2 separate regions of the Homo sapiens genome follow, and region 1 is linked to region 2. A link is a contact called in ENCODE Hi-C or POLR2A ChIA-PET data. All regions are on one chromosome and are shown on one strand. Each heading gives the region's core, a stretch centred on a gene start or an enhancer-like site at or near the end of the contact. The rest is flanking DNA. Distances are from core to core; before and after follow the strand shown.

Region 1 (5,442 bases), core at 2,247-4,746, 37 kb after region 2:
TTTTTAGCAGAAACAGTGTTTCACCATGTTGTCTAGGCTGGTCTCAAACTCCTGACCTCACGTTACCCACCACCTCGGCCTCCCAAAGTGCTGGGATTCCAGGCGTGGGCCACTGCGCCTGGCCTGAATGGTAATTTTTCTTAATGTTTTTTTCTTGACTGACTGGCAGGACAGGTTTCTCTAGCAATGCCTCAGAGTCAGAAACTGTAACGGGAAGCAATGGGAACCATCCAAAGATGCCTGTGGCATGGCAGGCGAATACCTGGAAGCCTGCTAGCAGCTCTGGGCCTCTCCCTCGTTAGGTCCCTGATAAAAGGGGCTCCGATCAGACGCTTCATGCATCAGGATTGATCAAGATGGGATACAGGGGGAATTTGTCAGTCATTGAGCTCTTTTCAAGAAATAATCTTTAAAAATTACCAACTGGGGCCTACTAATAACTGGGAAGAGAAATGTGATGGTAGGACTAGTATCCATGGCTTGGCTCAGTGGTTGCCACACACAAGATCCTTTGTAACTGAAATCTCGTCTCTGAGATAACTCAGTCTCCACTCTGTGAGAAGTGATTTCTCTCGACAGACCCAGAATCCACTGCCACTGGACAGGGACCCTCCTGTGCTTCAGTTTTCCACCCACAAAATGGGAATGACAGTTGTAATTATTGGCCTCATACTTCTTATTGTAAAGAGTAAATGTAAACTGATTAGAAGATTGCCTGGCATAGATAAGACCTATATAAATCTGTGTTACTATTATCACCACTGTACTTTATATTCCTCTAGTTTCACAAATCTGACTAAATAATTTATATCTTTATAAATTATATATATTACATAATAATTTATATCTTTCATGTATCTTCAAAAGATGAATTCCATGGGACCAACATTTGTTTTCCTAGGAAATATTAGGCCCTGAATAAATATTTCTTTGATGCTGTATGGATAAATAGATGGAAAAACAAATGAATACATTTTTAACCAAACCAGCAGGCTGAATCTCTTCCTGGCCTGGTTCTTCTTTCTCATTTTTAGCCCCAGTTCTTCTTTCTAGTTTCTAGCCTATTTTCCCTCTCAGTTTGGTTTGGACAGTCTTTCATAAACATATGCACTCCAGTTAAATTAAAACCAACAAAGCTTACACCTAAAGTCAATAGAAATATATTGAACCACAACCATAAACAAGGCACTCATTGTCTTAGAGCTGTTTGCCTCATAGAAGGCATATTTGTCACAGAGGACCTATAGCATGATAACTAATACTTTAACTAGAAAAGGCAAAATTGGTCTTTTCAGCTTAAGGGGAATATTTTTTGTTTTGTGTGAAAGAACATGATTTATCTTTTGAATAAGGGCATCATCAAAACGTGATGATTAGGCACTAACACTACTGTCTTGTAAAACAGGTATCAGTAGGAAGGTAGAACCATATGACCTAGACAATTTAGCTGTTGTACATCAGAGACCTGTGGAAATGCCAAAGGCTAAAAGAAATCTAGTGTGTGATTCAGGTAATTTCAGAGCAGTTTTTAAGGTTTAAGAAGAAATTACTCTTTCTTGTTTGTTTGTTTATTTAGTTAGTTTGGGTAAGGATGGTTTATGCCACATATTAATAGTTCTGTTCCTGGTAGTCTAGTGACTAAGATAAAAATAAAATTTAAAAAAAGTAAAAAAAAGTTCTGACTTTTTTTTGATGGTGATGAATTGATAAATGTGAAAAACAACTAATTCTGCCATTGTTCTGAAAATGACAAATACTATCTTAGCAATGCACTTTCAAAAAGTTCAACCCATTCTTAAAGTGAAATAAACATTGAAAATTCTGTCTTCCATATGAGACAGAGGGAAGAGTTTAGGATAACTACACCTTCATTGCAGAAAGACTATAGTGATGCTTCAGAAAATAATTGGATGCTAAGCATATAGAGAAAAAGTATTTTATTTTATATAATTATTATTTGCCTTTGTATGCAAATAAAAAAAAGTTTATCCAGATAGTCTTTAAACACTGTTGGAAACTCGTGGAAAGAAATGAATAAGTAGTTCTCAGGAATGGATTATATGCCCAGAAGTTTGTCATGTGGTACGTTTTCCTGCATGACCTGAAACGTAAGTTGATTTTTATTCAATTATCTATTAAATATCAGGCAAAAGAAGTCTTCTTATTGGTATTTAAATAGAATTAGAGAATGCTAGATCTTGAAGGGAACGTAGAACTCATCTGATCCAATCCCCTCACTTTTACTGATAAAGGATGGTGAAAATGAAGTTATTAAGCAATTGCCCAAAATTGCAGTTAATAACTGGTGTGGCCAAAACTCAACCTCAAGTTCAGTGCATTTTGAAATAAATATATATATATATATATATTTAATTTTATTTCTATAGACAGTGGTAGGCTCTGATTCCCATAGAGTTGAGAAGCTCAATTAATAAAAATCTAAACTTGACCTGCACACAGGATTTCACTAGGAACCACTGTAGAAAATCACATGCCATCCCCATAGTGTCTGCGGGCCAATCTAACACAATGTATAAATTGGAAGGGACTGCTGCATTTGAACTGAACATAAATCAACAATGAGCACACTCTCACCCAAGACTAAAATGTAGCCACTTATTAAAGTATTAAGATAATTCCACACTAGCTCAAGGGCCTTAAGTGCACCGTCTGTTCCCCACTGCTAAGACCCCAGCCTCCCAATAATTCAGCAAACAAGGTGGGAAGTACTGGCATGACAAAGGTTTCCAACTCCTGCTCTAAGACTGGCTTCCATTCTGATTGTTGGTGCTTATAATTGTTAAATACGTTAATATTATCCCTGGACCCATCCCATCCCTTTCCCTTCTGTAAATGTTGAAGAGCAGCATTGAAGTACCCTGATACATCCCTATTTATCTAAAGATAAGCTAGGCATGATGAATAAGATTTGTTCAATTACTTAGGAAGAACCTGATATTTAATTATTCAGTGTTCCATTGAAAAGTCAGCTAAGATGCTATGCTGAAAAAGCCTACTGTAATTTTTGAAAGATTAAGGCACTTCCAGTTAGAAATAGCACTGAAGTCCAGATAGTGTAAGGTTTCCACAGCAGATCACTTTCTCATGGGCACAATTTTGTACCCTTAGGTAGTAATATCAACAAAAATTGCTGCTGCTTCAAACCAAGAGCACAGTGGACAAGTTAGAGTCTTCAAAACTAAGCAGGAGTACAACTCCTAGCTTCACAATTGCCCCTGAACTCTGTAAAAATTTAGCCCATTACATTGAAGAAACATGTAGTTTAATAAGTGTCAAAACTTATAGGGAAAAGTAGCCTTTGAACCCCTTCCTCCTGAAAAAGAAAAAAAGGAAAGATAACAGTTGAACCAAGTCAGTGGTGAAGATTAAATAGAAACAGGAAATTAGAACTATGAGAAAATATTACATAAAAGGCAAACAAGCACAGAACAAATAAAATAATGCATAACAGGAAGGGATCCAAACCAATACAAACAACTGCAAAGGATCTTCTTGGCAGACTTTCACACACAGAATTTGAGGAGGACAGAAACATTTAATTGTTGAGTAATACTTCTTAAATGATGTTTTACCTCAAGAAAATCGTATCAGTAAAGAATGTGAAAACGGTTGGGCAGCTGCGTCCACCCCTTCTAACCAAAGCCCAGCTGCAGGAAGAAAAGCCAGAAACAAGAGAGGAGACAAAGAATAATGAATGAGAGGATGAAATCCAGAAAAAAGAGAGAAATTATAATGAGACAGTGAAAAATTAAGCTGCAACTCAGAAAGATAGGCCAGAAAAAAAAGCTTTAAACAAACTGTAGTAAATGTAATTTAGAATGTTTTTAAACTCAACTATTGAAAACAAGTCTTTCTGAAACTAATTTGTAAGACTGGCAGATCCTTGAAACTCTTGTCCCAGTGGTGGAATGACTGAAAGACAGCACTATGCACTCACCATGTGGGCTCTCTGTGCTGCCAAGAGCTGTTTATAAAGTGGACTTAACTGAAAAATGGGTGAATATTTGACTAGTGGTTTTCTCTCTGATGTCTGACAAAGACAAAGTACAAAGGCTTGATACTCCTCTGATAAAGCAAAAAGGGAAATTTATTATTTGTATTTAGCAAAGCATATAGGGGAACTTTGTATTCAAATTATGATAGTGACCTAGGTCTTAAAATTTTACAGTAAACAAATGTAGACTATGAGAGAAAATTCTGCTCAGTGTATGGGCTCAGCTATGAGACCACTTATATTTAAAACCCATTCTAACACTTGCTAGCTTTGTGCCTTGAGAGGGTCCCTTTGAATTTCAGATTACTCATAAATAAAATGAGAATCATAATGATGTCTAACTCAGGATTATTGAGAAGATTAAATTAGCTCACCTATGTAAAATCCTTAGTAAAGTGCTTGCCAAGTGACCAGTAAATGATAGCTCTTCTTATTCTGTGTATATTGAATATCCTCTCTGGCACTATTCCAGAAAGATCTACCTCAGTTTGTTTAATATTTAGTGCTTTGTTAATACATATAATGTGTTTAATAAATCAATAACTATTAGATAAGCTAAGATCATGTCTACAATCAGTCAATAAATAAATGTACGTCGAGTACTTTCCTTGGGCTAAGAGTACAATGGAAATTGAACAGTAAATATATGGACCCTACCCAAAAAGTGCTTATTAACTGAATTAATTTGTGACCAATTTCAGAGAGTAAAACTTTATGTTAAAGTAGGTAGTACAAAAATCTATAAGAGGCCCTGTGCGGTGGCTTACGCCTATAATCCTAGGCACAGAGGCCAAGGCGGGTGGATCACCTGAGGTCAGGTGTTTGAGACCAGGCTGGCCAACATAGTGAAACCCTGCCTCTACTAAAAATACAAAAATTAGCCAGGCCTGGTGCCGGGCACCTTTAGTCCCAGCTACTCAGGAGGCTAAGGCAGGAGAATTGCTTGAACAGGGGAGGTGAAAGTTGCAGTAAGCCGAGATCACACCGCTGCACTCCAGCCTGTGCGACGGAGTAAGATCCTGTCTCAATAAAACAACAACAACAACAAAACTATTAGAGTGCAGGGTAAATCAGTGAGAATGAGATGATCAGAGAAGGCTTAAGGGAGGAGGTAGAAAATAAAGGACACCTTGGAGGATGTGTATGATTACGACAGACGTCAAGCAATGAGACATACTTTCTATTAAAGGAAATGATGCTAGCAGGATTATGGGTGAATGCAGAGTATATTTGACATTGGCTTGACTAATATGAATGGAGTTTTAAAAATATTTTTATTGATACATTATATTTATACATAATTATTGGGTACATGTGGTATTTTGTTACATTCTTGAACTGTGTAATGATCAAGGCAGGGTGTTGGTGTGTCCATCACCTCAAGTATTTATCATTCCTGTGTTGGGAACATTTCAAGTCCTCTCATC
Region 2 (5,233 bases), core at 1,401-3,900:
AATATATTTATTATCTCATTGTTATGGTTGTTTATTGCTATATAATATACAATCCCAAAACTTAGTAACTTAAATGACAGCCATCTTATTAAGTCTCGTAATTTCTGTGGGTCAAAAATTTGGACGGAACATTGCTGAGTGATTCTTCTATTCCAGGTCACTGACAAGTGACAGAGTTACTTGGTGGCATTCACCCAGCAGATGGACATGGAAAGTCAAACTTTACTCACATGTTCGGTGCCTTGGCAGCACTAGTGGGAATATTGGGCATGGGTGGGAGTGTCAGTAAGAGTGCCATTGCCTACATATGGAGTATGTGTCTTGCCCCTCCAGGATGGTGACATCATGGTAGTTGGGCTTCTTACCAGCTCAAGTTCCCAAGTGCATGACCTTATATTACTCAGCCTCAGAAGGAAAGTAATTGTAGGCCCACTCAGGTGCATGGGAGGGGACATAGAGCCCATCTTTTGATGGGTGGAGTGTCAAATAATTGTAGCCATGGCTTAAAACTGCCACAATCCTCTATGACACAAAGAATCCCTTGAGAGTGGACACTATATGCTGGTCACAGTTATATCATCAACTACGTCTTATAGATCAGAAGATACTCAATAAATAATTTTTAAAAGAGCCAATAAGGCATTAGCTTTGAAAAAAATTATTAAAAACTTAGCCTTTTTTCATAGTCTCTGTAGTTAAGAAAAATTAAACTAATGATTTTGAAGTTTTTTTTTATACAGAATCTAGTCTTTACTAACCTTTTCTACCATGAAACCATGACTATATTGAAAATTTTCTCATTTCTGTTTCCTTGAACTCCTAGCCTCGAGCAATCCTCCTGCATCAGCCTCCCAAAAGTCCTGGGATTACAAGCATGAACCACTGCACCTGGCTGCATTAGTGTTTCCTAAGCTTTATTAGTTTCTGACTCAATCTCTTTTCCTTTTGTCATCTCCTGTGTGTGTGTGTGTGTGTGTGTGTGTGTGATTTGAAGTCAGAAGATATGATGTTTTCTGCCAATAATTCTGTGTAAGCCACTTCTTCAGTCACATTTGCTCTTTTGTAACAATAATGTGGCTAAGTTAGATGATATTTAAGGCTTCATACAGCTCTACAACTCTGCAACTATAGGTTTATTATTCTTATAATAATATGAGAGAGAGGCATAGCATGGTACTAAGAGTACTGGTATTGTAGTCAATAGGGCATGGATGTTTGTTCCAGACCTGCCACCTGCTAGTGGTATAACTTTTAGAGATAATAATTTCTCTATTAAGTTTTCAGGGTTGTGGTAAATCTAATGACATAATGAATATGATAACCTGTAAAGAGTCGCATGTAATGGCCGAGAAACATTTCTCTATCCTCTTACGAGGCCAGGGAAGAAGAAAGTTATAAAGGGTTTTAAAGAGGACGTGTCATTACACTAAATACAATTTTGGAGCACTTCTATGAACAGGCATCTATGCTGGAACATCTCCGGCTCCAAAACCTGCAACTAAGCACGGCCTATGCAAATATTATCCTTTTTCCTTATTTGGAGGCTGCATTTCTAATCATTGAAAACATGCACATTGTCAGGGAAAGACACTGATAATTCAGCCACTGAGCCAGTATAGAGAAGTTATTCATTCCTGGGTTCAACCCAAGGTCAAAAACATCAAACCCCAACCATTAAGCAAAATGGTGACAGGCATGGTAGAGATGACCTGGAGTAAATATATTGCACAGAGGAAGCAAGGTCAGGAATACAACAGGCCTGAAAAAATGTTGCAGAGACAAAGTCAGGAACAACTAGTTTAGAGTTCAGAGGTGTACATGAACAGAATCTTCCAGATGGAATAAAAGAGACCAGCAAAGGAGGAACCAGCCACCAACAAACTGGAGATGCAATGGAAATCCTCTGTGTCTAACTGCATTTATAAGCTGCATATCCTTCCAAACTCCATCTTCTCCACAGTCCAGACCTCCTTACCTTGGACAAATCTGGTGAAGACATAGAAAGCAATGTATTCTTACTTTCTTGCTGAAGAAGACAGTTTGTTTTGGCCTTCCGTGCTCAGAGTAAAGATAGGGCTCACTTCTTAAAATCTGTCTCTTCAGTCAGCTTGAGCCCAACACTGTTTTGGATGTATTATATTTTAACGTTCCCATTCAAAGGATGTTGAATCCAGTAGGTTTAAGAACACTCACTTTTTTTATTAGTGCGTACTTTTGTTCTCAGCAATGAGAATTTCTTCCTAATATTGTTTCAGTTCATCTAGGCTTAACAGAAAACATCACCTGTACCAGGGCAATATAAAAAATATACCTCTGTGTCTTGGGCCTAGGTGTGAATGGCACTATAATGGTTTGGTTGTGGGGCTATAATGTGTGATAATTTATGAAAATATAGAAAGGAATGGCCAATTTCTACATCCTGTTGTCCATATGGTGAAAGTCAAGAAAGGGTCAAGCTCTGCCTTGCCTTTGTTTAAAACACCTTTTTGAAGCCCAGTTCTTGGCCTGCCACTATGGAGACCTCTTCTGCAGCTCTGGGTGTCTGGGAAATGCCTGTTTCATTAGGACTCCTGACCCCTATCATTTTACACTTCAGAAGGAGTGACCAGCTCACTTAAAACAAAGAAGCTTTGACCTTTCTCCCCTTCTGAAACCAAAAACAGATGAAATTAAAGTGACTCATTTCCGGTTCTAAATATACTCTAAGAAACATCTTTTTCAAGTAGTTTTGGGCTGCGAGTTTTTAAAAAAAATTTTGCCTTGTTTTTATTTTATATTTCCACATAAGTATCTCATTCCCTTTTTGTCAAGGTCAATGTATTTATTACTTATATTCATGGTGTAACTCACTATACTTTATTTTTCCTTCCAGCTTTCTTACTTTCTTCCTCTTTTTTCTTCTTTTTTTATCTGTGTTGTTTATAACTGTGACCCTTGATCTTCCAAGTCTTAAAACAGCTTGGCTTTCAGCAGCTAAATCTGACAAGGTCAGCATTTTTCTATTTATTCTGAGAATACTGTTTACCCTCTGGGGTTTTTAAAAGCAATTCTGTAAAACATCACTTGGAAAAGTTTGTAGCATTCATTGAGACTTCCATAAAGTCAGAACACAATAAATGACAATTTCTTGCTCTGATTTTTGAAGTTTCAGACAATCATCACTACCTGATCATTTGGTGCCTAAACAGCTGCACTGACCAACATTTTAAAATTAAAATTATTAGATTAAAACAATCAATATTATATAAATATAATTTATTTTACTTCAGTAGAATGCCTTTGACAACTTTAATCAAAACTAAACAAATAACTCTTGAGTTTTGCCTTTCAGAAAATACTTCCATTAGAAATTGCATACACAGACATTATACTATTTATTTTAAGTTTTGAATGAGGATACAGAGGAAGCAGGCCTTTTCCGTAGCCAGGCTGTAGAACAAATCTACTTTTGATCAGAACTTAAGTTGCGAGACAGTTGGGGATCATAACTTATACTTAAGATACAAAATCTGTTTCTGAGCTGGTGAAATTGAGAATGTTAGTAGAGAAAGACTAATGCATTTTCAAAGGTTCAAAGATATTCTACCAGGCCTGGTACAGCTCTACATTCACTAGAGCTACTGTGGACACCTCTGCATCCCTGTGAACAGACCAGTTTACAAACTTTGAGATCAAGCTGAAAATATAACTTCCTAGCTGTGCAGTTTCAGTTCAGAAAGTCTCACCACTGCATCCAGAATTCTCTGCAATAGGCTTGATGGGGAAGCCAAAGTATGTAATATGTTCCAATCTTGTTAAGAAGCTTATTCACTAGACTATAAGGGGAAAAAAAAATTAACTCCAGAAAATGTACTGCATTAACAAACTGAGACTCTCTGGTGGTAGACAGGCTTGGAGAGGGGTGAGAGTATAAGTGTGCCATTGCAAATGTTTTGTAGTGTCTTCGGGAAGAGTGGGGCTCTTGAATCCCTAGCTCAGGAGAATCAAGGAGCAGGTGGTGCCTGGGAGGCTAAACACTGCTAAGTCTGCATTTATTCCTTTAGCTGTATCTGTGCATTAATTCAATAAGATGGTCTAATAAAATAATGCATTTTCAAAATGCTTAGCTGGCATTTGGGGAGGGGGTGGGCATTTTCATTATTTACTAAGGAATGCATTTTGAAGGAATTTGTGACTGAAGACAGCTTGCGCTGTAGGCTGCTCTCGCCTCCAGGGGTCACCCTTCCCTTTAATGACTATACAACAATAGTCTGAGACCCCCACCCTCAGGGACTTTAGTCTTTTAGCAATTTCTCGTGCCCTAGTAACTCTGAGAATTCCAGAGACTGCTTATATGTCTCAGAACCTGTGCTGGTGGTCGCTTTCACCCCTCCCAGCCATCTGTCTCTGTCTACAGTCACACCCTCCGCCGGCACCCTCTGGCTGCCTGAGTCTGACTTCCCTCAAGCCATTTCTGCTCCCTTCATGCCATTTTGTGCTAAGTGTGGACATGAGTCTGTCTCATTATTCCCCACAGCACAGTCAATAGCAGGTTCAAATATCTAACAAAATTTTGCTGAAGGCTTAGGGATAACTGTAAGAAAGAAATAATAAGAAAAAAAAAGAAAGAAAATAAATATAGAATAAAACACTAGATTTATATGACTTCCCCAAGTGTGCACACCTCCAGAAGCTTCCTCCTAAACGTCTCTCTCCTTTATACACACACACACACACACACACACACACACACACCCTTCTTACTTCACATTATACTGGCTAGCCTGCTTCTGTCTCATCTAGAATTAAGACCCTCAAATTCTTTGTGACCTCCACAGGGGGAAACTTTATTTTCTTGAAAGAAAACATGATGTGATCTGCAAAGAATACGATTATTTGTATTATCATATATGGGAGTTTATCTCACCAATATATCAAAATTTCTCATTCAAAATAAAATATTTGCTTTATCTTATTTTGATCAAGATGGGAGGAAAAGCTGTGCAGTTTAAAGGACAGGATGTTCCTTTCTTCCAGTAGTTAATTTTCAAACAAATTTTGGTGACCACCTGGGTACCCTGTTTCACTGGTAAGTTCGTATCTAAAATGAAGCACCCAGTGTGATTTAAGGAGAGGTCCTGGCATCTTGAGATCACTCAGAATCAAAGGCAATATGCGAATATCAAAGCTGCAAGTATAAAGGGATAAGGCAAGAACTGGAGCCTGCAGGCTGATGAGTCCCCTAGTTCTAGCC

Evidence for each region. A loop is a pair of places that touch in the nucleus more often than their neighbours do. ChIA-PET counts read pairs that join two places held with the same protein, here RNA polymerase II (POLR2A). Pooled maps may share reads with other maps.
Region 1: a loop to region 2 is called in a map of HepG2, with 5 times the contacts of the local background. The contact joins two enhancer-like sites. A Hi-C loop is called at or near these places in 2 of 168 maps with a recorded cell type or tissue (Calu3 and HepG2), 2 of 37 single-sample maps with no recorded cell type and 2 of 50 pooled maps. POLR2A ChIA-PET finds 5 or more read pairs at or near these places in 1 of 52 experiments (HepG2).

Annotation. Positions count from the first base shown.
Region 1 is chr5:92,941,820-92,947,261 of GRCh38, forward strand. No RefSeq gene overlaps it. Among named protein-coding and RNA genes, the nearest start is that of LINC02058, 4.8 kb to the left of the region's middle. Within about 2 kb of position 3,497, at least 2 of the 41 ENCODE cell types and tissues checked have a DNase peak (open chromatin) inside an H3K27ac peak, as active enhancers do.
Region 2 is chr5:92,905,483-92,910,715 of GRCh38, forward strand. No RefSeq gene overlaps it. Among named protein-coding and RNA genes, the nearest start is that of LINC02058, 32 kb to the right of the region's middle. Within about 2 kb of position 2,651, at least 2 of the 41 ENCODE cell types and tissues checked have a DNase peak (open chromatin) inside an H3K27ac peak, as active enhancers do.